Regions from separate parts of the Mus musculus genome. Here regions 1, 2, 4 and 5 are each linked to region 3. The links are chromatin loops, found by intact Hi-C in ENCODE. Cell type or tissue: left cerebral cortex. All regions are shown on one strand.

What was found. Peaks named below come from ENCODE experiments on the same cell type or tissue, not always from the same donor. Only the 100,000 strongest peaks of a DNase experiment are listed, where the experiment ranks them.
Region 1: a loop joins it to region 3, with 3.0 times the contacts of the local background. A loop is called at or near these places in 2 of 42 quality-filtered maps.
Region 2: it touches region 3 in a loop (2.3-fold over the local background); 2 of 42 quality-filtered maps call a loop at or near these places.
Region 4: it touches region 3 in a loop (2.5-fold over the local background); 2 of 42 quality-filtered maps call a loop at or near these places.
Region 5: it touches region 3 in a loop (2.8-fold over the local background); 3 of 42 quality-filtered maps call a loop at or near these places.

Annotation. Positions count from the first base shown.
Region 1 is chr15:51,468,350-51,473,349 of GRCm38, reverse strand. No RefSeq gene overlaps it. Among named protein-coding and RNA genes, the nearest start is that of Gm19303, 75 kb to the right of the region's middle. In left cerebral cortex, no CTCF peak of the experiment used is centred here; DNase peaks (open chromatin) are centred at 1,067, 1,375, 2,029, 2,749 and 1 more place; H3K27ac peaks cover 220 bases.
Region 2 is chr15:51,821,100-51,826,099 of GRCm38, reverse strand. All of the region lies in intron 2 of Eif3h (eukaryotic translation initiation factor 3, subunit H), which reads left to right. Among named protein-coding and RNA genes, the nearest start is that of Eif3h, 42 kb to the left of the region's middle. In left cerebral cortex, no CTCF peak of the experiment used is centred here; DNase peaks (open chromatin) are centred at 2,393 and 2,784; H3K27ac peaks cover 601 bases.
Region 3 is chr15:51,593,973-51,598,972 of GRCm38, reverse strand. No RefSeq gene overlaps it. Among named protein-coding and RNA genes, the nearest start is that of Gm34503, 4.7 kb to the right of the region's middle. In left cerebral cortex, a CTCF peak has its summit at 3,119; DNase peaks (open chromatin) are centred at 644, 883 and 3,118; H3K27ac peaks cover 569 bases.
Region 4 is chr15:51,831,637-51,836,636 of GRCm38, reverse strand. The region is part of intron 2 of Eif3h (eukaryotic translation initiation factor 3, subunit H); the gene reads left to right. Among named protein-coding and RNA genes, the nearest start is that of Eif3h, 31 kb to the left of the region's middle. In left cerebral cortex, a CTCF peak has its summit at 2,406; DNase peaks (open chromatin) are centred at 501, 1,477 and 2,364; H3K27ac peaks cover 436 bases.
Region 5 is chr15:51,387,608-51,392,607 of GRCm38, reverse strand. The region is part of intron 1 of Gm19303 (predicted gene, 19303); the gene reads left to right. Among named protein-coding and RNA genes, the nearest start is that of Gm19303, 5.5 kb to the left of the region's middle. In left cerebral cortex, no CTCF peak of the experiment used is centred here; DNase peaks (open chromatin) are centred at 1,055 and 2,037.

The sequences.
Region 1 (5,000 bases), 130 kb after region 3:
AATATGGAAAAATAATAATATTGGCCACCTCAGTATGCTTATCTTATCTCCACATATAATTTGTTTAAGAGAGGTTTCGAGTTAGGTGGCCCTTAAATTTGCATCATATGATGGGAATCATTGAAGGAATTATTGTTAGCTAAGTGCCAGAGGTTTAATGCTGTAGAGGCTGCATTTGAAAGATGGCCTGTCTGTCAAATGTCCTGTCATGTGGTACAGGAAAGAAGAGAAATTGTAGACATTATCAAACTCCATGTTGATTATATCCTGTGGACAGATAACAGGGAAGTAAGTACCCATGACCTCATGCTATGTGATCTGTCATTTTTCCTTTTGATCAATTCTTTAAATTAATCTCGTCATCAAATTTCCCTATTTGTCTGAGTTGGGTTTTATATGGCCAAAAAATGCTTGATGTGGCTGTCTAGAGGAAATAAATCCAGTATGGTGAGGGAACAAATACTCTCAAGAATGACAAGACTCCTTTTTTTTCCCCCTTTCTTCTTTTTGGCTGTTGTATTGATTACACATGACCTGAACCAACTCTTTCATTTTCATCTTTTCATCTCTGAACCAGGGAGAGCAGCAACATTACTGCTTGATGTTACTGTTGGAAAACATTGACTCTTTCTGATTGCGGAGGATTGTAAGAAATCATTGACTAAAACTGTAGAGATTCTCATTGCTATTTTAGTTTAAGCAACATACTGCCATACGTTGTATTTTAATTACAAGCTAGGTTTCTAAATGCAGACTGTAATTTGATAAAATATCTGTAATGTAGGCAAGCTACTATAGCTAAATACCCTTGCCATTTGTTTATACATATTGTATGTATACATGGGTACCATATGCACAATATGGTGATTCACAATAGGTCTAGTCTTCTGAGGGAGCCGCTTTTTCAGAATGGTGTTTGTAGTAGTAAGAACTATTGCAACAATGGTTTTGGGAAGAGTCAAAATGTGCATCTTGTCTTCACCTGCATCCTCATGACGATCCTGCAACGTCAGAGCTGGACTAGATGTGTTGTTTCACAAGTTGTAAATTCTCATCAGGATGGCAAAACACCCATTTGTGGGAACATGAGTCATGAAGAGCAGAAGGGCAACAGGGAAGATATGAGATGAGTCAGTGAACTGGAATACAGGACAAGTATCACATGCAGCAAGAAGTAGTTTGCCCTTTGGTTCATTTAAAGTGAGAAGCCACAGACAGGTTTTCAGGTGAGTGTGATATAAACTAACTTTTTTTTTTTTTTGAGAAGTGTTGTAGGATACTGTATGAAAACAGCTTGTAGAAGTGTTTGGGAAAGCATAAATAATATCCAGGAAGTTCCTCAGGCAGCTTCATTGAGAAGGACATAGATGACCATTTCTTCAGCCTTCCTTCTACCACAGTACCCATTGGTGTGATATTGAAGTGTCTCTGGGCTATTTTAACATGTTCACAAGCCACAGTTGAGACAAGCATATGCTCTTTTAAATATAACCTGAAAATGCATCTTCCAAATGTTCCATTATATAAATGAGAGATCATTATTTGATAATTTTTTATATTTGTTGCAGAATCAAAGAAATAGAGGTTAAAAACTAATTAGATAGGCAACAAATTGATAGAAATAAACAATAAGATTAGACAATATCCCAATACCAAAAACTGAATGATTTAATGCTCATTCACTAATTAGGCAGAAGAGACTTTTGGTGTACAAGTAAATCGATAGTTCGCGGACAATTTGATTATCTAAGAAATGAAATGAAGTTCTCCATATGACTAAATTAGGAAACTGTAAATTTTTTACTATTGGTGAGATGAAACATAAAAATTGTGCCATTTTCAATGAGAACATCAGCAATAGACTTCTCAGAGAGTCTTGATGGTTTGAAATATATTTAGGATAAGGAATTAAACTGTTCCAAAAGAAGTATTATACCTTCCCCACAAAAGAAACTAGAAATAGACCTTCCCAAACTTGACAGAAGTCTCACAGTACCATATGGCTGCAAGGCTGAACTAGAAAGCTGAAAAGAACAACTTAAGTCATAAGTTACAGCCTTCAACCTACTCGAGGAAGAGTGAATTCTCATTGTCTTTACCCAAGGCTTCACAAAGCTGCTGTCCTATGAAGAAGTGATCAAAAGGCATTTGGCCAAAGCATAAAGAAAAATTTATAGAAGTGTATGAATATGTCAGTGAATAAAAATAACATGCTTTTGCATTTTCATACATATACAGTGATTTCAATAGTTTAAGAAGTCAGGGGTTAGGGAGAGCTGGGGATGCAGCTCAGCTATGGAGCACTTGCCTTTCAGGGGGAACACTGATAAGTGATGGAGTGCTTGCCTCTCAGCCTTGATCCCTGATTCAATTTCTAACACTAGATTTTTCAATTATGTAATTTCCTTGCTCACTTTAAGTGGATGTGTATATATGAATATGTGCATTTGTCTATATATACACATACATATATATAGACATGCATATATAGACATATATACACATGCGTACACACACACACACACACACACACGCACACACACACACATACACACACACACACACACACATATTTGAAATGTAATGAATCCAGGTTTATTATACACTTTATTTAAGTCTGTTCCCTCAAATACACAAACCTCAGATGCCTCAAAACCTGGGTCTCCCTTTTAAACAGAGTTGTGGCTGTGTAGGTGGAGAAAAGAGGAGATGGGGGATGACGGACTTTTGAGGAAAACGGTGTGATTAATCGTCTTGAGAGGGTAGAACAGTTTCCTGGGGATGGATGAATTCTAGCTAAGAGGCAAAATGAACCCTTTAAAGTCACACAGCTCAGCTTAACTGGTTTGTTAGGCTACCTCTGCTCTGTGGTCACATGCAAATCTCTTGTTTCCTTAGGGTGGTTTTAAGGATTGAATCAGACAAGACCCACAGAGTAGGACACTTCCAATAATGCCAGACATACTGTTGAATCTTCTAGTAAGTGTTGCTATTATAAAATAATGAGGCTTATTCCTTTCATATGTGTAGGACTGAAAATTAGGAAAACCTCTATTTGCCAGTCTGTCTACTGAACTCACTCCACTATTTTGTTTATTTCCAAGTTTTCAAGGGATAAAGGACTTTTCTCAGTACTGCTCCCTGTTCCTTATTACTGAGTCAGCATATTAAAAGGGTGGGTTCTCGAAAGCAGCTGTGCACTTTGGCTGATTAGCTTAGGGAACATGTCAGAGGCATGTTTGATGAATGTACATCTCTGACAGACTCAGACACTCCATAGCAGGTGGTTGGAACCCTTACTTTCAAGTGTAGTGGATGAATAGGTCACATGTCTAATGATGCAAGATCACTAAAAACTTCTAGGACATCAGGACACTTCTCAGATAATCTGTCAAAGTTTGGACTCACTATTTTATGTAGATTTAAAGGGCGGAGTATTTGAGATGAATCTATCGTAGGAGTGTTATTGGACGAGTGTGTTTTGAAATTTGTCCAGTGTCCAATAACTCTCTTAAGTTCTTTTTAGCTTCTTAGTTATGCCTGCAAAACTCAGTTATTTAAGTGAGAATAGTCCTTTGTATTGCTTTGTGAGGAAAATCTCATAAATGTCTTTAGTTTCAAGATGATGTTTTAAAGTAGTTTCTGGTGCATCATCTACTAAGACCCTAGCTCTCATTTACATCTAGTTCTGTGAGAAGAGCATTGAAGGTTTTCAGATCTTCAAGCTGAAGCTTCGATCATTCACAATTGTTTTCCAAAGGAAAACTGGAGAGCAAAAAAAATGAGGTTCTGTGGAAATGTTCTGTTGCATTTTTACAGCTAAGATGACTGCCTATAGTCTCCGAGGATAGCACCTTTTAACCCTTAATTTGGTAGGTTCCTAGAACTTGTGGTTTGCCAAATTTATCCTTGCTTGTTCTTTTGTTTGTTGGGGATTCTGCTTTCTGGGTCTCTCAGTGATGCTAGCACCTGGCACAGACTTCAGTTATATTTCTTATCCCGACCTTTGCTCTCCACTTTCTCTTTAAGGAGCGTGATACTTTCAATACCGTGCCAAACATCTTATTTTCTTTAGTAGAGCACATGTTTCCACAGGAGAGCCTCAACTCACCTCTTCTTTTCTTTTTTCTGTTTTTGGTTTCTCGAGACAGGGTTTCTCTGTGTAGCCCTGGCTGTCCTGGAACTCACTCTGTAGACCAGGCTGGCCTCGAACTCAGAAATCCGCCTGCATCTGCCTCCCGAGTGCTGGGATTAAAGGTGCCACCATTGCCCAGCTCAACTCACCTCTTCTACAAGTAAAGCCAAACCACTAGGACTACTTCTGAGGGTCTCCCAGGATGCAACCTGAGTCTGTCTGAGATGAAGCCAGAGGAAGACCAGAAGAGCTACAGGACCACAGCTATAATGATTCCTTTTTTAAAAAGTACTTTTTGTTTTGTTTGTTTGTTTCTATAAATAAGACCTTATATTTCAAGTGTCTCATTTCTGTATAAATTTGTTCAAAGTGAATGATGTAATAAAGAAGATATGCTCCTATAAGTAGCATTACAAATCAAGTATTTCTTGTCCAAACTTATACTGAGCAGACAAGTAATTGCTTCTCTCATTGAGTCTTTGAATTTGGACTATTTGGAGTGAATTATTTTTGTGTTACTTACTATAAAAATACAAAAGAATCTAACTAAATCCAAAATAATTAAATTCCAGAAAGCTCCCAATGATTTTGTATTGGTGTCATTTTTTTTCTTGAACTTGAAATACATAACTCTTGCTGCAAATTGTTCTGAATTATGACTGAGATTTTATATATAGATATTTGTAAGTATGGGTGTGTGTGCACGCATGTGTGTGCACTCACATGCATGCTTGTGTGTATGTGTGCATATGGAAGCTGGGAACTAATATTGTGTATTTTTTTCCCAATGGTTCACCACTTTATATAATTTTAAAGAAATTTTATTTTTATGTGTATCTGTGTGAGTATATGCTACATGTACATG
Region 2 (5,000 bases), 230 kb before region 3:
CTTAGTCTTGGGGAGCGGTTTTAGACTCCTGTTTTTATTTTATTTTTTTTTTAAAGATTGATTTATTTATTATACATAAGTACACTGTAGCTGTCTTCAGGCACACCAGAAGAGGGCATCAGATCTCATTATGGATGGTTGTGAGCCACCATGTGGTTGCTGGGATTTGAACTCATGACCTCTGGAAGAGCAGTCAGTGCTCTTAACTGCTGAGCCATCTCTCCAGCCTGGGAAGAGGTTTTAAAAGATGGAACATTCTATGTTAAAGACATATCTATAAATTTCTGTTTATGTGACAGCCGAGTTGCGACAGTGAAGATTTATTCTTGTGTTCAGATGAGGATTAGTGAAGTAGCCTCATAGGCTGCTCCACTAAGCATTCAGTGTCTACTTTCAATGCAGTATTGGCTTTTCTGCTCATCATCATTGTGTGTGGTGTCGTTTGAAAGTGTTCAAAACTTCGTTTCTAGGGGGGAAAACTGCCAAAAATGGAACCCTCTAGTCTGAGGGAAGATAATGCTAACCCTGTACTCAAGTCATGAAGAGGCAAATAACCAAACTTTCTAACATAAAAAATGATTAAGGAGCCAGGCAGTGATGGTGCACGCCTTTAAGACCAGCACTTAGGAGGCAGAGGCAGGTGGATTTTTGAGTTCGAGGCCAGCCTGGTCTACAGAGTGAGCTCTAGGACAGCCAGGGCTACACAGAAAAACTTTATAAGGATTTAAAATACAGTTTTGTTCAAATTAAGCATTGTGGTTTTTGGTTACTTTGTAGTCCAAATAATTTAGTATTTTGATTTCCTTAGATATTACTCCATCAATGTCACACTAAGTCCTAATACCTTAGTTTTCATGAGACATCATTGCTGCTTAATTGTGTGCTTTCTAAGCACAAGCCCTCTGTATTTGAAATACTGAAGTATTTGAAACACAAGATTCAAGTGTTGGGGAAATCTTCTCTACAAAGTTACTTAGACATATAGATCATCTCCATTTTATTACTAAGCAGAAAGAGGTACATAGGAAATATTTTATTGCTACATAGTTAAGTTTTATGCTAGATTGAAGAATTTGAGCTTTATGAAGAAAATACTACCCCATAGGTTATAAAGACCAGTTGAAGGCCTGATGTTCTCCTTGTATCTCACAACTGAGATACAAACTGTGCTGCCAACCAAGAATTAAAATCCACCTGCTGCAGAGCACAGGCAGTTACAGTTATTTGTGCCGATTTGGATTTACAGTCAGATCGTCCCAGTGTGCTCCATGGTTTTATAGGATGGTGGTGAAGAAAGTGTAAACCTTCAGCTGTGTGCTGGTTCGTGCACATTTACCTCCTGGAGTTGGCAGAATCAAACTGTCTTAGAAGAAAAGGATTGGCTCTTGACTGCTTCAGTCTCTAGGTACTTAGAGAATTGTAATTGGCTAAGGAAAGCTAGGGAATTGGGTGTAGCCCAGGCTGAGGGTCTATGTGTACATTTCCCTGTGTACAGTGAGCTGGTAATGTAGCTGAAGATTAGCTTTGCAGTAGCCTTTTGATTCTGTTTAAGTGTCTGAACCAGTGACACTGTTATTTGGTTTTTTCCCTCGACAGTGGTATTTTAGTTTAGGAATGAATTCATTAGATGTAATTATATGAACATAGTCTTTTAAATAAATGTTTTATAAGTGTCATAATATGAGATGTAAATATAATGAGGCGATGAGAAATAGGTTTTCTTTTTCAAAGGACAGATTTTACATTTCCTGATTTCTCCTTAATTGTTCTACAGACTTCAGTTTTAATTAAGTCTCAGTCACTTACTCTGCCAAAATACTCTCCACGTGTGCTAAGCTCTAGTTAGGTTAGACTATAAAACAGCATTTCCTTTTTTTTGTAACGTAGTAGGGTAGGTGGTCCTTTCTTTGTATTATAATATTTAATTGGTCCTTGCCATATTGTTGCTTTTACTTTGACATGATCAAGGTTGTGAAAGTATGTGTAGTTAGTAATCTTATCATCCCAAGGATTCTTGGGGAAGTTTTATAATATGTAGGTGAATGGCTCTTTTCTCCTGATTTCATTTACTCCATGCTACTAGAGCTGTGTAAGGCTTTTGCTGAATTTAGGTAGTTTGCCTGTGATACATAGGATACTCCTTTATCTGAGGAGGACACGTGCCAGTACCCTTATAACCATCTGAACCCATGCATAATATTGACGATGTATACTTGTCTTAATGTCTGCGCCTGTCATGGACTAGGCATAGTAAGAGGTGAACAGCGAGCAACAGTGAGGGAGGGCATCTCTCGCTATGTACTGTTACCAGTACTGTTAGGTAATGTTTCAGTGGTAACTGAAAAGGCTGAAGCTCCCACAAAAAATAAAACACATCTATTTTAAGAGTCTGCAAGGCTGATTCACCCATTGGGACATGATCGTAGACTTGCAGTGTTGCAGAGTCAGAGCCAGAGTTACCTTGGGCTGTCTTTATTTCTCTTCAGAGTATTTGGTGCTTACATTGAGCATTTAACCTAATGCCATTGATTTCTGCAAACTCCAAAGTAAAGAATGTTATCACAGTCTCTGAAACCCACTATAGCCCTGTCTGCTCTGCTGTAGTCCATCTGCCTCTCCATCCCTACCACTGTGTTTGGAAACAGTGCTGACATATAACCTGTTATTCTGTAACTAAAATGTTATGCTTAAGCACGGCAAGGAAATGCACAGTAACCGGTAGTGAAGTAGGGCAGCCATGTCAGTGGGCAGATATGTGACAGTCACGCTGCAACATGGTGTAACCGGTAGTGAAGTAGGGCAGCCATATCAGTGGACAGATCTGTGACAGTCACTCTGCAACATGATGATTCAGTATTTCTGGGCCATGGTTACTCAGAAAAAATACTCTCTAAGCTGTAGTGAGAGCTGCGTTTGGGTCTGATGGTAGTTGTTCCACACAGTGGGATGGTTCCTGCACAGAAAGGCATGCAAATTAAAATGTGAATGGTTTCTGGGCTTTCCATTTAGTATTTTATACAGACAGAGAGGAGGGTTATTACATGTGTTTGCTTAGACCATTGTCTGTTCTGTACTTTGCCTCAGCAGGTAAGGGGATGTAGTGCTAGAAAGGACTTCTGAGGCCGCTATAGGAAGTAGGCTCTTATTTGCCATATGGCATGAACAAAGAGACTTTATATTAGTGTTCGCACCAGACCTCCCTGCTCAGAGTGGACTAATGTGCAAGGGCATTGTGTCGAATCTGTCAAACCTTAAACATCAGAGTAGAAACTGAAGATGTCTTCTGTCCTCTCTTTCAGGTAGGACATTGCCTTTGGAGGATTTTCCTCTGTCTTTTAGACAGTTCTGATTACTGAGAGTATAGCATGTGAGGGGAAAGGATGAGTCTATGCTAAAAGACCAAAAGGACAGACACTTCTTACATTTGGCGGCTTTTAGAGTGTCCTTAGCGTTGGTCAGGAAGCCTCCATCCCCACACACTCACTCGGTTGAAAGCTTGCGGGGAGGGAATATAAGCTGACAGGTGGCACTTTATATGATTCTGTCGCTGATAACTGCGGGGTCTCTGTGCTAACCGGTGGACACAGTCTACAAATGATTGTGGTTTATGGGAGACGAGGAAAGCCATTCTTTTTCTGAGTGCTACTGCTTGCTCTCCTTAGGGATCCCCCGCCCTGTAAGATATCAGTAGGATGGAGATGCTGCTCAGATCTGGGGTGGCAGGACAGTCAATCATTTGCATGGGACTTTGGGGGTTAGCTGAGATTTGGGACTCATTCATTTGCTTATCAGGCTTTTCTCTGTGTGCAGAGAAGTGGACTTATTTGTTTACATAATGTAACATTCTTAAGTTATTTCCTCCCTGTTTCTACTGCCTCTGTTCTACTTAAAATGGTTACAAAAATTGAATATTTGCTGTGTCTGATTATATACACTTTTTTTTTAATCTACTGAGACTTAAGAAAAATAGCTCATTAGAGTCCACCGTAATTCAAACCCAGAAATGGCATTTAGGATCAGAGCAATATTAAGGATTGATAAAACCAGCTATCCCTTTCTTAGGCTTAATTCCTGCAGGACAGCCTTTTCAGAATGCACCCTAGCCTAGAACATTCCATCTTCACGGGATTTCTGGGTTTATTTCTGAGTGTGTTGGGTGGTATTGGATTAAAAAATTGAGAGAGATGAAGGAAGGGGTAAAGGGTTGAAGGGATAAAGGGAGAGTAGTTTTCCTTAAACTGCACCAACTGTTTCTGTGCACTCTTTCGTGTGGCATGTATCAGTAACAGACCCTGGCAATCCTGTGAGAGCTGTTGGTGGTTCATCAGAGTTCTGTTTAGGTCAGCCCTTTCTGTTTACTCCAGGCCATAGAGCATTAGGAAACAGAGTGAATGGCGGTCCATCCCAGAGAATGACCTGGTCTTCAAAGGCTGATTTCTCTTGCTGTGAATTTGCTTTTATTTCATGTGTGGGTGCTCATGTAGCATTGGTCCTAGTATGTCTTGCTTCTTTGATTCAGCATAACATTTTCTTTTCTTTTTTAAGATTTATTTATTTATTACATGTAAGTACACTGTAGCTGTCTTCAGACACTCCAGAAGAGGGCGTCAGATCTCATTACAGATGGTTGTGAGCCACCATGTGGTTGCTGGGATTTGAACTCAGGACCTTTGGAAGAGCAGTCAGTGCTCTTAACCACTGAGCCATCTCTCCAGCCCCTCAGCATAACATTTTCAAGGTTTGTCCTATGACAGCTTCTCAAAAGAACTCAGACGCCATATTATAACTGCAAAGTTTCTTTATGTCATGCAATCTGTTTGTTCATCACTTGTTTGATGATTTTAGTTGTTATCAACAATGCCGTTATAATGCCTGTTAGGTTAAGATTGTATGGATATAATGCTTTCATTTCTCTAGAGTATATTTCTGGGATAAAAGGGCTGGGGTACATGTTAATTAAGTACACGGAACTAAGGAATTGCCAGGTTGTCTCCCCGAGC
Region 3 (5,000 bases):
AGACCCAAAATACCTTATAGCAGATGGAAAGCATTCAAGTGCTGAGTTTAATGTAAGAAATTGTAGGAAAAGAAGTCATGAGTTTGTGAGAGAAAAAGGGGGTAGGGCATATATGGGAGAGATTGGAAGGAGGACAGGGAAAGTTGGAAATGATGTAATTATATCCTCAAAAGATAAAAACTACTTTAAAAAGAGAAATAATACAGAACTATTTAAGAGCAGTGGCAGCAAATAGTGGCACCTATTTTGGAGCCTAGGTCTTATGTAGGGAAATTCAGAATTGTGGCTTAAATTCAGCCTAAGTAGGGGAATTCAGAATTGTGGCCGAGGCTACAAACTTTTAAGATTTGTGGTCATATACAACCTACGAAATAACTGATATCTCTTAAAAACCTGTTTCTCAATATTCTTCAGCATAGTCTCACCTCTGCTTTAATCTATTGTTTTGATTTTTCTTCATTTGTATTTCTTCCCCCATGTCTTCCTGAGGACATTTGTGGCACAGTCCCAATCTTGGCTCACTGAGAGTTCATCTGCTTCTGATGGCTGCTCTTTCTCCACCTAAAGTCACAATCTGTTCTTGGAGGACATTCTCGTTTGTACAATGACTGACTGTGATGTGGAAAGGGACAATTGTAAAATCCGTTGGAGGAATGAGCAGCTGGCATGGAAAGAGTTCACTAAGGCAAGATCCTATTTCTATACATGTGTCCTTAATAATAACAACGAATGGGTAGGGGGTAAAATATGTGGGAAGGGGGCAGAGTTGTTTCGGAATAGCTAGTCTGAGGGAGTACATATGATGTCAGCAATTAATTCAGGCCCTACATTCTGTTTTCCTATAAAAATCCTATTTTAGTTGTGGTATCTTTGACGCATCTGCTGGCATAAGCAGGATATATGCCACAAATAAAAATTCAAAAATATCTCTTTCTTGTAGAACTTGGAAGCAGAAATTCTGAAATGGGAAGAAACCTACTGAGCATTCAAAAGGATTCCAGGCCCTTTCTCATACAGACAGCACCACGGTGCTACATTCAGGCACATCTGAGGTGCAAGCCCCTGGGGTGTTGGGTAATGAAAAGGAAGATAGTGGTAGCTGGAGTCCAAGCAGGCTCCACCACTGAAAACCCTGAATTGATGTACCTGGAAGAGATATTGATGCCAAAAAGAAAAGAGAAGTGTGTTTGCTCCTCCAAAACAGAAACTCAGAGCCTTTGTTTTCTGCTAAAGAAGGCTGGAAGCTTGCTGGGTGCTGGGTAAATTATTTTAATATCTTTTCCTGGAAGTGGCATGAATAGGCTGTACTGCCACCAGTGTGGTGACTGTTTCACACCATCATACCATCAACTGATGGGCTGGCAAGCTATGTTTGTACAAGTGTACTCTGTGATAGATGGTCCCACAAAACGAAACTCCTGGCATGAGGGAAGCCTTAGCTTAGTCTGTAGAACACTTGATTAATGGGCACAGAGCCCTGAATTCAGCTTCCCACTGTTGCATAAACTTGATGTGGTGGCATATACTTATAATCTCAGCACAGGGCACATGGACACAGGAGGACCTAATGTTTAAATTCATCCTCATCTATGAATATAGTTTCAGGCTATCATGGAATACAGGAGATTTTTCTCTCAATAAACTAGCAAGCAAGCAATCTAATCAACTAACTAATCAACTAACTAACCAACCAACCAACCAAACAACCAACCAACCAACCAACCAACCAACCAACCAACCTCCAAAGTCTCCTAATGATTCCTTTCTCAGAACATATTCTTGTTAAGTGATGCAGGACTATAACTGAAACCCAGGTGGTCTCTTTTCAGAACAACTTTAGATCTAGATGGACAGATTACATTGACTGAGGTGGACTTTAGTGTTGACTTCCTTGTCCCACTACATCCTATTACAGTCAAGGACAGAATTCTGAGCTTTCAAGTGCTGCATCCATTGATTTATCGCCCAGCATTGTCTTCACACATGATTCCAAGAACATCCTAAAACTTAGGGGGTGAGCCCAGAGGCAGATAGATGCAAAGAGGAAGTGTGCTATCTATCTGATGACTGTGGAAAACCTGACGAGGCACATAAATTGCTGGGAAGGGCAAGGGGCCCAGAATCTCAAAGCTAATCCAAAGAGTATTGTGACCAGACTTTCCCATCAACTTCAACAGTTGGGAAATATAAAATAGGGACTTTTTCCAAACATAGGGTGGAAAACTTCCTCAAGGGCAGCACTGGGGAGCCCTTCTAAGTCATAGTAGAGGGAAGGAGGGAGGGACCCAAATGCCCAGGAAATGAGTTCGCCAGAAAATAGAGATGTGGGTCTCAGGCCATCCAGGAGCCGTGGAAGGCAAGGGCTGTGGTGGTAATGGTGGTTCTATAAGGATATAGCTGAGAAAACAAAGAAATCCATGAGTCTCAGAAACAAGGCGGAGAAAATTTTCTCAAAAATACAAAGAATGACAGAATCTCTGAACACAATAAGAGAGAGAGAGAAAAAAAAAGCCAGGTCTAGAATGTTTATGAAGATTTGATTCACTATTCACATCTACACAATATCAGAGAGACCAGTTCTCAACCATTTGTACTATTGTCCTTAATATGAGGTTGTGGTAATGGTAACATATGTCATCATGGAACACAGATCAGAACCAGGTGCAGAAGGTGACTAGCAGCCTGCACAGACCACAGACCAAGACTGTAGAGAGAAAGTTAAGATCTTGGATAAGGACTCCTCCATATTTCATGCTGAGAAATATCTTTGTGTTCTGCTGAGAACTAACTTCAAGATAACAAATGTTAATTATATTTTCATCTAATGTTCATATTGTTGAGCACACAATTACTTGACTAACAAATATTTTCATAATCAGGTTCATTTTCCCTCCTCGCTGAACACTTAGGGTCATCTACACAAAAACCCTGTTTTCTAAGCACAATACAAGGGCTTGTTGGAAGAATGTCTGAAACCATGGGGCTGTGACCAGTGTCTATGGTGTGGGCATCGCTGTTCCATGAGGATGGCCTGAGAGAGCTATCTTCTGGTGAGAGTGTGCTTGAACATGACCAAGACACTCTGGGGGAAAAATCTTGCAATTGCACCTCTCCACCACTAGATGATATGCATGTATAAGCAAGGCAAAGAGCCTGCCATGTTCTCTTTCCTCCTCAGTGGCCAGTGATGAATGGACAAGGTTAGGTACTTAAGAGTTTAATTAATGATGCTATTAGGCAGCATAAGCAATAGGTGAACCTGACCTGCCAGTGCTGATTGTGATAAAAACTATAATAAATCTATTGAACTCTTGTTGTTTGAGCCAGAGGTCTTTTCACTACTGCAGGTGGCTGGATCCAACTCACTGTCTGGTTTTATAAATAAAGTTTTATTGGTTACCTTCCTTCATCTGTGGTTGACTTCGCTCAACTGTAATGGAGGTGAAGCAGCTGAGACAGAAATGATCTGTATAGCTGTGCCTAAGATATTTTTTTTATCTGATTCTTAATGGAAAAGGTCTAAGCATATAAGGTTTGTGAACTCATTTAATTATTCTACTTCTATGGTTCTGGGCATGTGTTATTTTTATAGATAAGGAAATTGCTAAAAAGCATTCAATGAATCTCGAGATATATTAATTGAGAAGTTACAGCATGTGCAACCAATTCAAAAGCAATTGATGTGGGTGGGACTTGATACTACAGGATTCTGAGAATGGTTCCTGCTTCCAAGTAGGCTCTTGGGGCACTAGAAAGACAATGTTAAAACTCTTGCCATGCTAGGCCAGTTTTCTGTGTGACACAAAAGTAGATGCAGGTGAGATTGAGTAGCTACTTCGTAACACTTTCTCCCAAAGCAACATTTTCTCAGATATTAAGAAAGCAACTCCAAGATGTCAGCTGGCACAGCTGAGAAACAGGGGTTAAATTGTAATGGAAGCCTGTGTGGTCAGAGGGAGGAGTCATAGACATGGCAGGCAAAGGCAGGTTCTCTTCTTGTCTTGTTTTACTCTAATGCAAGATGCTCTTCCATGTTTCAACATCGAATCTGGGTCTGCTGTGAGGAGCTGAGGCATGAACCTGGGGGCCTCATAGTTTTTTGGTCTTCTGGTTGCCTCAGGGATTTCTTGCCCAATAGTTTATAATGAGCTGTGTTGTTTTTAGGAATATTCAAACTGCTCATTCCACACTAGGAATGGTTGGTCTTTATTATTGCTGCAATTATTTAACACTATTTTTTATTACTTCCATTTTGTGGAAGGGCTTGAGGAAATAGTTGCTTTTGAGTCATAGGTTGTGAGTAGGGGGATCCTCAGGAAAGAGGTAATTTTCAAACAATTTATTCCGTTATTCCTGCTTCCAGACCTGTGCCTTCTGCAGGGTTTCTACATGGATTCCCTGAGGTCCCACCCTCTCTTTAGCTTGAGAAACCCCTTTCCTAAATCCATCTACATTTGATATCTCACTCTCAGGACACCCCCAACACATAGCATAGGGGAGGCTGCTCTTTCCATTGTACTTGTTGATTTAGTAAGAGGAGGAGGTGTGAACTTTGATGCCTTCTTCCGGTGAAGTGGAGATGTGAGATGGGATTACAAGAGAGGGCAGGAAAGAGAAACACCGAGGCTCGAGGCTCGCTGTAGGGAACAGGGAGGAAAAGTGAGGGCTTCCATTACAGGGCTGTCCTGCTTTGAATGAGACTGTCCTCCCCCCAACACCATAGGCTATTTGAACGCTTGGTTGTCAGTTAGAACTGTCAAGGATTAGGAGGTGTGGCCTTGTTGGAGGTGACATCACTGGTAGGGGGTGGGCTTGCAGTTTCAGAAGCTCTCACCATTTCCAGTAAGCCCTCTCTGCCTCCTTGTGGATAAGGATGTCTTAGTGACATGCCTGCTGCCATGCTCCCACCATAATGGTCATGAGTGAATGCTGGAGTTCTGATCCACAGACTCAATGCTTTCTTTCACAAATTCCTTTGGCCACAATGTCTGGTCATGACA
Region 4 (5,000 bases), 240 kb before region 3:
GTGAATTAACCTTTCTGCTTGAGATTGCTCCCAGGGAGCTTTCCATACCTTCACTGTTTTCTCACCTGAGTCTTACTTAGTACCTTTGTAGAGACCAGCAAGCTTCGTTGGTACCCTTTATCTGCTTTCTGATGTAGTGAAACACAAAAGCAGTGTTTATTTTGACCTAATATAGTATAGATTTATATACCCTGAATCACTTCCTGGCCATGCTCTTGTGTGCATTTATTTACCCTTGTTTTTTCTAACATCTAACTGTTAGACATCGTTTAACATGTAGGCAGCCTCTGCTTGAATAAGGAGAGGATTGAATGTTCATTTCAGCAGTCTTTGCAGAGATACGTCCACATTATTTCTATTTGACAGAACTAGATAGGTGGTGATGCTGTACAGACGTGTTTTATAGCAGGTAAGTTTAGAGCCAGCAAGTAGGAGTCTGACTGCAGAGCTAGTTGGAACTCTAGAGATTTCTGACCTGCCGTTAGCCTGAGCAGGCTGCAAGGATGACAGCAGTAGCTGCAGCTGGGCCTCTGCCAGCCATCCTTACTGAATCTTACTATGGGTTCTGTTGGGGAAGGGGAGGACTGCACGGGTCTGCTCCTTATGGAACTTGGCTGTTTTGAGCAGCACATTTGGCTTGAAGCACGGAAGCCTAAGAGATGATGTTAGTTGTTAGGTGTTATATGATGTTAGAGGACAAAGTGAAAACTGATAAGTGAAGATGCTAGATTCATTTTGTCTGTCTGTCTGTCTGTCTGTCTGTCTGTCTGTCTCTCATCCATTCATCCAAAGTAGGATGACAAATAAATATTAATTCTGTGATTTAAAATTACTATATAACAAAATAATTTATTCTTGAAATTTTACAAACGGATCATTCTTGCATTGTATTAGTAGTATATTAGTAGTAGTGTATTTTATTCTTTTCACCTCATTTGATAGCAACTCCCGGTGCTTTAAATGTGCTTAGTGAGTTGTTTTGGTGTTTGTTGTTTGAGACAGGGCCTCGTGTAGCCAAGGCTGCCTAGAAACCTTACTGTAGCTAAGGGTCTTCTCAAACTCATTCTCCTCCTGCCTCCTTCCTCGGCGCGAGGGCTGCAGACAGGAGATGGACCACCACCTATATTTACATAGTTTTAAAGTGTATTACTAAAGTTCCTCGTATTGTGAATTATTTCTCCTTAAAATGTTTTATTTTGATTTATCATATTTCTATCAACTCAACTCGAGCTCAGTTCTACCTTCAAAACAGTAGAAATTTGGTACTAGAACAGTGTGAAGGATTAGGTGAAGAACAGTGAGGCGATGCCTTGATTTTCCTCTGGTGCTTCAGTAAGGAAAGGGATGGTAAGGAGAGGACACGGCATACTCAGACCTTAGTGTGTCTAGGTGCTTCCTATTGCTTCACAGATTCTGGGTGTGAGCGGCAAGCCAGACTGCTCTTTCTTCAGAGTCACCCATGTGTTTCTTTTCAGATTGTCTCCTACAGGGCGTTGACTAGAAAAAACACTAGTAGCTAATTATGGGAACTGTACAGGCAGACTTAATAGTTCTCACTTGGGAACTATACATTTCCATTGAGAGACATGGAAAAGGAGGTCTAGACTGAGCTTCTCTGTGGTTCTGGTTTCCCCTGCTAGTTTGCACATTTGTGATATGGATCATATGGTAAGTAGGGAATTGAGGAAAGAAGCACAAGGTTAAATTAGTGGCGCATCTAGAGATGGGAGCTCCAGCTAACATGCCTGTGCACGGAGATCCAGTTGAAGAGAACTGGACTGATCCTGCTAGTTTGTCAGAGACGCTGTCAGTGAGTGGTGCAGACCTGAAATCAGCTTACAGTATTCACTTAAAGCATTGCCATAGCTGAAGTCTGTGGTTGTTGAATTTAACCTAGATTTCAGAAAATGTAAGTTTATGTGTGTGTGTGTACCATACTCGTTAAAGATCCAGAGCAGCTCTAAGCTTTACATGAACCATAAAGTAGTGGTGGTTGAATCAAGTCAGCTCAGGCATTCTGAGCACAGTCTCTGGAAGTCAACACAGCCTCTAGTATTGCTACCCAGAATGGAGAAACTAACTGAAGTATAGATTAAGCCGAGTAGAACAAGTTCTTATTAAATGCCACTGACTGCATCTGCAAATAGCTCGAATAGATGGTTTTATTTAACGGAAGAAGTCGGTGCCTGACTGATGGCACAGGCTTTCTCGAATCCATTGCTTTGCAGATGACTTAAACAGACAGTACTGATAAAGCCTGTCATGTGAATTTCCTTCTTTACTGAGTACACAGTATGGTTAAGTGATATGTTGTGCAATGCTTCCAATCTGCTGCCTCTGCCATCTGGGCAAACAGAATGAAAGAAAAGAAACGGATCCCTCTGCTGTAAGGAGGCTGTGTGAACACTGGGTGCCACTCGTGGCACACTGAGCTGTGGCAACTGTCTTTGTGACTAGTGTAGGTAGCTGTGTGTAAAATGGAGGCCTGTAACATGCCCAACTCTCACCTTCCCTTTGGATGGCCTGGAACCCGTGGTTGGGACAGAGCAGAGCCACGTGGAAAACCTTCACGCCCAGAGGAGAAGGTACACAAGGGCGCATTACTGCACTGTTTTCAGCCAGTCCTTCACCCTAGTCTAGTGCCAAGTCTTCCGAATGGTTTGTTTTTACCAATGTTTCAGGGGGTGGGGTTGAGCTGGTGAAAGAAGGCAGATAAATTAAAATAATTTCCTCCTTTTTAAAATCCAGTGCTGCTCTAAGTCCTTGAATCAAATGTTGAGGTGGATGTAATAACTATTGGCACTTCAACATCACCGTCGTGAAATCTTTCTGGAACCAAATTATGCTCCCTAAATTCCCTAAGACATTTAGTTCCCATTTTAAAAGGCAGCAGTACCTATAGCTGGGAACATTGCCTCCGACCTTTCAAGTTGTACCGCCGGGGACCTTTGAAGGATGAAGTATTTGGAGCAATAATACACTTTTGTCGGGGCGACGTTCTCATTTGAATCTTAGGGCTGTAAAGCAGGTTTGTGTGCTTATGCTTTTCATGTCGCTGCTGCTTGTTATCATAAAATGTGTGAGCCCTTACTCTACTCTACTAACCATGGTCATCTGGTTGCCTCCCTAGGACGTAGCAGAGCCTTGAATGGATGCTAATAGTACAAAGCCACTGTGGTTTCTGAGGCTTGCCAATCATGGCTCCAGTTCTGAAACATTCAAAATAAAACCCACTCTTTCTTTTTACTTTGACTTTTTACTTTTTTTATTTTCTTTTTGAAAAAAGAGTTGTCTTATCAGAAAACATGGTAATTTCAGCAGATCATTAATGGGAAGGAATTAATAACAGAAAGTGGTTGTTGACCCCAGGAAGTAGGTTAAATAGTGCAGCGTGGTAATAAGGACCACATATGATAAGGCGAAGGCACCTGGGTTTTATTAGGCTGCTTGATACTTTGATCACAATATTATTTCAAGGCTTGTCTATTTAAATTGCTAAGGTTTCTTGTCATCATGATTTAGATCACAATTTCTTTCATTGCAAAGAGATTTTCTTTTCTTTTTCTTTAAAAGAAAGATTCTGGCCAAGCCAAAATTTGGAGGAGGTGCAAGTTCAACAGCTAGAATAATCTTAGAACAAGAAAACCATTGCATAGAGACTTGAAAGCCACCGGATACCAGGTCCATCTGACTTCTCCATAGCTTTTGCCTAGACCATAATTACACTTCATATGGTAGGGAATGCTATAAGGATGACTGGAATAATTCAATTAATTATTGTTTGATATAAATATACACATTTGAAACATATTTCATGTTTCGAGACGGCACTGAGGTTCTCAGCTTTCCCTCCCAACTGCTAAGTGGTTTGATGAACATCTTCAAGAACGTATGGAATTATTTTTAACTGCTTCAGCCATAATGACTGAATTATACTAATCACAGAAGTTAACTTGCTTGATAAATTGTCTTGCCTTTGAACCTGAAATCTTTAAACTTCAGTTAGCTTAATGCCAGTAAATGAAATTTTTACTCATCAGGACCATCAGCGTTTCCTTCCACTGATTTTCTTTATCATAGAAGTAGTCTTTCACTGCTATTTAATGGTTGTTTGTTATGTGTTACAGCAAATGCCTTAGCTTGAAAAAACATTTATTTTCAGTAGTGAAGAAAGGAACGGGAAGGGTTAATAATTTAAGATACTATTATTAGCTTAGTAGTAACGATGGTCATTCAGCAGTGTTTAACATTTATATGTGATATGCTTTGTACATTTATTCACATTCCCACTAATTATCATTGTTTTGATATTTGAGTACCCTGTTATAACTGCTATAATTTTACTTCAGTGTTTCCATTTCCCTGTGTAACTTAAGCCTTGTTAAAAGCATATAAGAATTTAAGTCCCCTTTGATTTGCCCTTGGTAGTAAAAGGAATATGTGGACTTGACATTCAGTATTATTTTTTATTTTCCCTAATCAGAAAAAAAAGAGGAAAAAGTAAAATTAAGCAAAAGACTTGAGTATTGGAAAGGTTGCTTACCAAGAGCTATGATTCTTGTCTTGAAAGTAGGGTCCTATTTTAACTTGTCATGTACAACTTGTTGAATCAGGAAAGATGAACTTGAACAAAAGATGGAGGCATAGATTAGGGACATATATTCGATACAAGCATAGAATGAGAAGATCTGTCAGGGAAAGCAGAGATTTATTTACCTTGGAAATGGGCTGAAAAAATAGTAAGTAGAGCCAGCTTCTGGGATGCTTGAAAATGCAGTAGTCAGTCGGTATCTAGCATTTTGTGGCTTGGGGAGGGCCACCAGAAGGAAAGGAGAGCTTGAAAGAAATAGTTAGTAACCGTAGGTGGACAGGAGGAGTTGGGAGAGCAGAGAAGGTGGACTAGAGGTTTGCTACCAAGTAACTCCAGTGTCCAGAGTTAAGTTTTTGTTCATTAGCCCCTTTTAAAATATTTCATATAATATACTGGTTCAGTGATAAGT
Region 5 (5,000 bases), 210 kb after region 3:
ATTTATGAGCTGACAGCCATGCTGTGTGAACACTTAGAATGGATGAGTGGGCTTTTGTTTCTAGTTTGGTCTGAGAAGGAAGTAATGAAACAAAAGAATCCCATCTTTTAAAAATTCACGCACAGAGTATTTTATTTCTCCTGCAAATAGCTACTGCTCTTCTACTCTTATGTTCCAGGTTACTATTGAACTAGTTGCTACTGAATCTTTTCTAGAGAGTAAACCCTGTGCTAACCATGAGGCCCCCAACCCTTTAGAGGGAGTGTTGTGATTATATCCATTGAATGAAGAGGAAGTGAAGCCTTCAAGGGGTTAGGGAATTTTATACAAACAGGATCTGAATGCATGATATCCTGCTAAAATATGAATTCCTATGATTGATGTGATACTACACTCATTGGAAAAAAAAGACTTCTTGCTAAACACAGTGGGAGGTATATGACTCAAATCCTGATCTCCAAATGTTATTGATACTAAAAGAAGCAGGGCCTTAGTGCAATGTTGTCTAACAGAGATAGAATATTGTACATATCAAATGTCTCTGTGTTTCAGAATCCTCATTTTTAGATAATTTCTCCTGGTTATTTCTCCTGGTTATTGTAAATGGGGGTTAGGTATTCTAAAATATAAGTAAGATAGCTGGGATAGCACTTGATGACCTGAGAACTGTCAACTGTTTATTAGTGTTTTCTTTTTAAAATGTTCACTACTTATTAGTAGTAATGGTTATTGTGAAATTTCTATATAGTAAACCTACTGTTAATCTCACCACCATCTATGTGGAATATAATATACCGTCCATGTTCTCTTCTATATTTTCAATTGAGTGAAACTAGCTCACACAAATGATCTGCCAGTTAGGACATGAGATTTCTGTAGAGTGATTCTTTGATGTGAGACATAATAAAATACCAAGTTAAGAAAAAACTCTAACTCCTCTGGAAAGAAATTGAGTGTTATCCATGGTGGAGGGAGCAGAGACTGTCATAGGCAGCAGAGTGAAAGCTCATTTGGAGTAGCTGAGGGGGAGAAAGACTCACAGCAGGCATCTCAGGGATTTCATGACTCATGTCTTCTACTGGGGATGGAGGCAATCATATCTCCCTTACTCCTCCAGAGCGTTGCAGATAGTCACGAAAGCTTGTCAGTGGGTTAACCTGTTCTCTGTGTTACCAGGGATGAAGGCAATTATATTTTCTTTGCTTCTCTACTGGCCATAAAAGTAGTCATGAAAGCTTGTCAGTAGGTTAGTTAACATTTTTTTTTTCTGTAGTTGTGAAAAAGAAGAAAGTAGGAGAAAGGGTCTCTCAGGATCTGCTGTCCCCAGAATGGACAGCTAGAGCCCTTTCATTTTGTATTGAGAATCAAGTCCGCTGCCTGAAGGGTAGAAATCAATTTTCCCTGGCATTTTTGTTCAGAGAATATGTGTATGAACACAGAGAAATATGTATAAACATGGTTTATCTAGGAAGAAATGGAAGCCTGCACACGTGTTATGGATATATTGAAAGATGCAAATTTGAGAAAAATACTCTCCATTTTTATAAAAATACAAATGGATTCTGTTCTGCGTTTCTTCAGAGACGTCCCTAATCCATCCTTAACCCATAGCAATGCTAATCCTGCAAAAATTCAACTAAGTGAAAACTGAAAATTAATGTAGCTATTTGATTGAGATGGGAGAAAAACAGACCAGAAGATACGAATGTGACTTGGCAGCTCTTCTTAGAAGATGTTGAGAGTCTGAGTCTACTAACGTGTCATGCCACGGACTATGACCAAATTGTGAAGATGAAGGTGTGATTACTGTCCTTTCTTCTTAGATCCCATTTGTTACATGTCTCCTTAATCTTTAATCCTGTAAAGACAATTCATAGAGTCAGGGCTACCTGAATAAGAAGCAGAAATAACTACACCAAAAGTGCCCAGTCTTTTCTTTCTAAAGTCCTACGCACTCTGAAATGGTCTTCCTTTTAAGATTGCAAAAAATAATTCAGTTGCCTCCCATCACTATCCATGGAAGGGGACCATTCTCCACCTCCCACGGCTTTCTTTGTTTGGAACTGTTCACTCTTGGCAGTAATATTCTTAAACCAGGGAAGAATGAAGAAATTTCACTGTCTTGGTAAAATTACCTCATTTAGGAATAATTGGTATTCACAGAAGAGATGCACATTTTCATCCACCTAGTAATGAACAAATTAACAAGACACCTACTGAGTTGTGTTAACACAATTGCCAAATGTAAAAGGAACTAATTACTAACCACTTCATCCAGACAAACTCAAAACTGCATTCCTAATGGGCTTTGTGGCTGACTTGATGGAGACTATGGAGAAAAGAAATGAACAGGTGCTTGGTGATCAAAGTCTGTCCTTGGTGATTATTCTGGAAAAGGTACTCGCTCTTCAAGATTACAGAGACTGCATCTAGCCTGTCTTCCATGGGGTGAAGAAGTCTACAATATTTGTTCTTTCTTTTCAGAGATAATTGTGGATCATCCATATAATAGCATTTGAAGCATGTGCAGATGGAGTTTAGAAATAGTCATCTTTTATGTAAAGATTTAGGGAGCAAACTTATGTAACTATTGGGTCAGCTAGGCACATTCACAAAGCCCTGATGCCTAAAATAATTTCATCCAGGGGACAACTGATAAAGATGAAAGCAGGATTCTCACATAAATGGTGCATTTTGGTATTTATTCAACTCAATCAGGCTGGTTATTATTTTTCCAGATTCTTATTTGACTCGTCTTTAGAGATAAGATATAATTGCATACGATAGATTTATTTTACTTTGAACTGACAATAAACTTGTGGAATTTTTTTATTTAATTTTAGGATTACTTAGGTTAAATCAAACACTTTAGTAATTTAAAAAAGAATGGGTGGCGTAGGATAATGAACAAGGTCTATCGACCCATGTATCCCTCCCTCCATCTAGCAAATATTACTGGCTTCCGACTAGGTGTTAAGGAATTCTAAAATAAACAGAGACAAATAAACTCTCTACTCTTAAAAACACAAATTCTGGAACATATGACAGGTAAAGGAATAACAATGAAGAAAGGGAATGAAAAAGATGATGTCAGAGACTAATAACTGGGCTGAAATCCAAGGAAGAGGCGGTGTATGAAAGAGGCATGGAATGGAGAATGGGAAGTAGTCTGCCACTTTAACCAATTTGCACAGGTATGGTGGTCTGTCAATGTTTCCACTACCTTGACGTGGTCCCTGTATAAGTCTGTCTATGTTTTTTTGTTCAATGGAATAAGTTGGTTATAACTCAGTATCAAAGACAAAACTACACAGACAGTTAGCTCTCATTGTATAAATACACATACATTTTAGGGACTTGGAAGGAATGGAAACTTGTATAAAGGCTTAGCTATATAGTATCTCCTAGTAATGTCGGAAGGTATACCCATAAATTCTTGCCCACATGATTGCCTAAACATGGGCTGAATAAGGATAACAGCAATAAATATGCTAGCAAGGATGAACAAAAGCTGCAAGCCAAGACACAGAGTAAAGGCAACAGGAAAATGCTGAGAAGCTGAGAAACTGTCTTCCTCAGGAAAAAGCCTGTAAATTGGTTATCCTATACCACAGACTGAGCCCTAAAAATATGCATACAAATGACATTACATAAGCTATCTATCTATCTATCTATCTATCTATCTATCTATCTATCTATCTATCTATCTATCTATCTACCTATCTATCTATCTATCATGGTAGGAATTAGTAAAAAAGACCCAAGAACTTATAACAGAGCATGGAGAATGGTTTAGAGAAAAGAAAAGTAACAAGAGAGTAGTGGTACTGAACCATCCTAGGCCACAGCATGAAACCTTGTCTCAGAAAACCAACTAACCAATAGTACTATTTGTTTCCTGGGTGATTTGGTATGTGAATGAATTATTCAGTGATTAAAGTAAATGAAACTATGCTCTTGGAAATTATTTCAAACATTAGGGAGTCACGTCAAGGTATGGCTGGAAACCACAATATCATACACACCTAACTCATCATATAATTTTTTCAAAGTATGGGTATAAAAAGACATTGGAAACTTTCTCAGGATTGGTCTCATATGAAGGATGTGTTTTTTCAGTAGGTGTGCACTGGAAGAGTTTTGAATTCTCCTTCTAAGATCAGGCAGAGCACCTTCTGTAGCTGGGACCACCAGAAATCAGGCAACCAGAAGAACATTTTCTTTGGGGTAAAGGAGAGAGATTAAAGCAAGAGAAATGGAGTCACTTAGAAAACCACTTAGTAAGTTGGTAAAGATGATGAGGTGAGATAAAGAGCAATTGACCAGGTTTGAAATATCTGGTGGGTGGCTTCGGACAACCTATTTTCTTCCCTAAAGCGAAGCTCTGAAAATACAGAGAGTATTTCATGGCAATGTTGAGTTTAGAAAAAAGGACAAAGTTTTTTTTAAGGTGGGTACCCTCTCTCTTTATACACACCTACCAGAGGTTCATGATGTACCCAGGAATTAAGAGACTAGGAAAGACCCAAAAGATAAAATTCATATATCATTGGGTTTCCCAAAAATGCAATTTTTGGTTAAAGAAAGCTATGATTTGAAATGTTTATTAAACTATAAACCTTGATAAGAGTTTTAATGTTAATAGATTCTCTTATAACACTTGGAAAACGTGGTGAATTTGAGCTGTGTTGGTCCATGACTTCAATACCAGTACTGGAGAGACAGAGGTATGGGGATCTCTGAGATCAAGGTCAGCCTGGTCTACAGAGCCCTACTAAAAATACTTGCTTCATTGGATTTAGAAGCAAACAATTTGCAAACTTTCCCTTATGATCACGGTTGACATATTTTGAAAACAATTTTTTTTCTGACAAATATAGGGTTAGGATGCTGAGGAGAAATATGATTTTATTATTCTGTTTAGAACTTCACAGTTGGGTTTTCTCTACAGAGAACATGTATGCAGTCTCTAATCACATATCCTTTACAAGTGCTTCTTC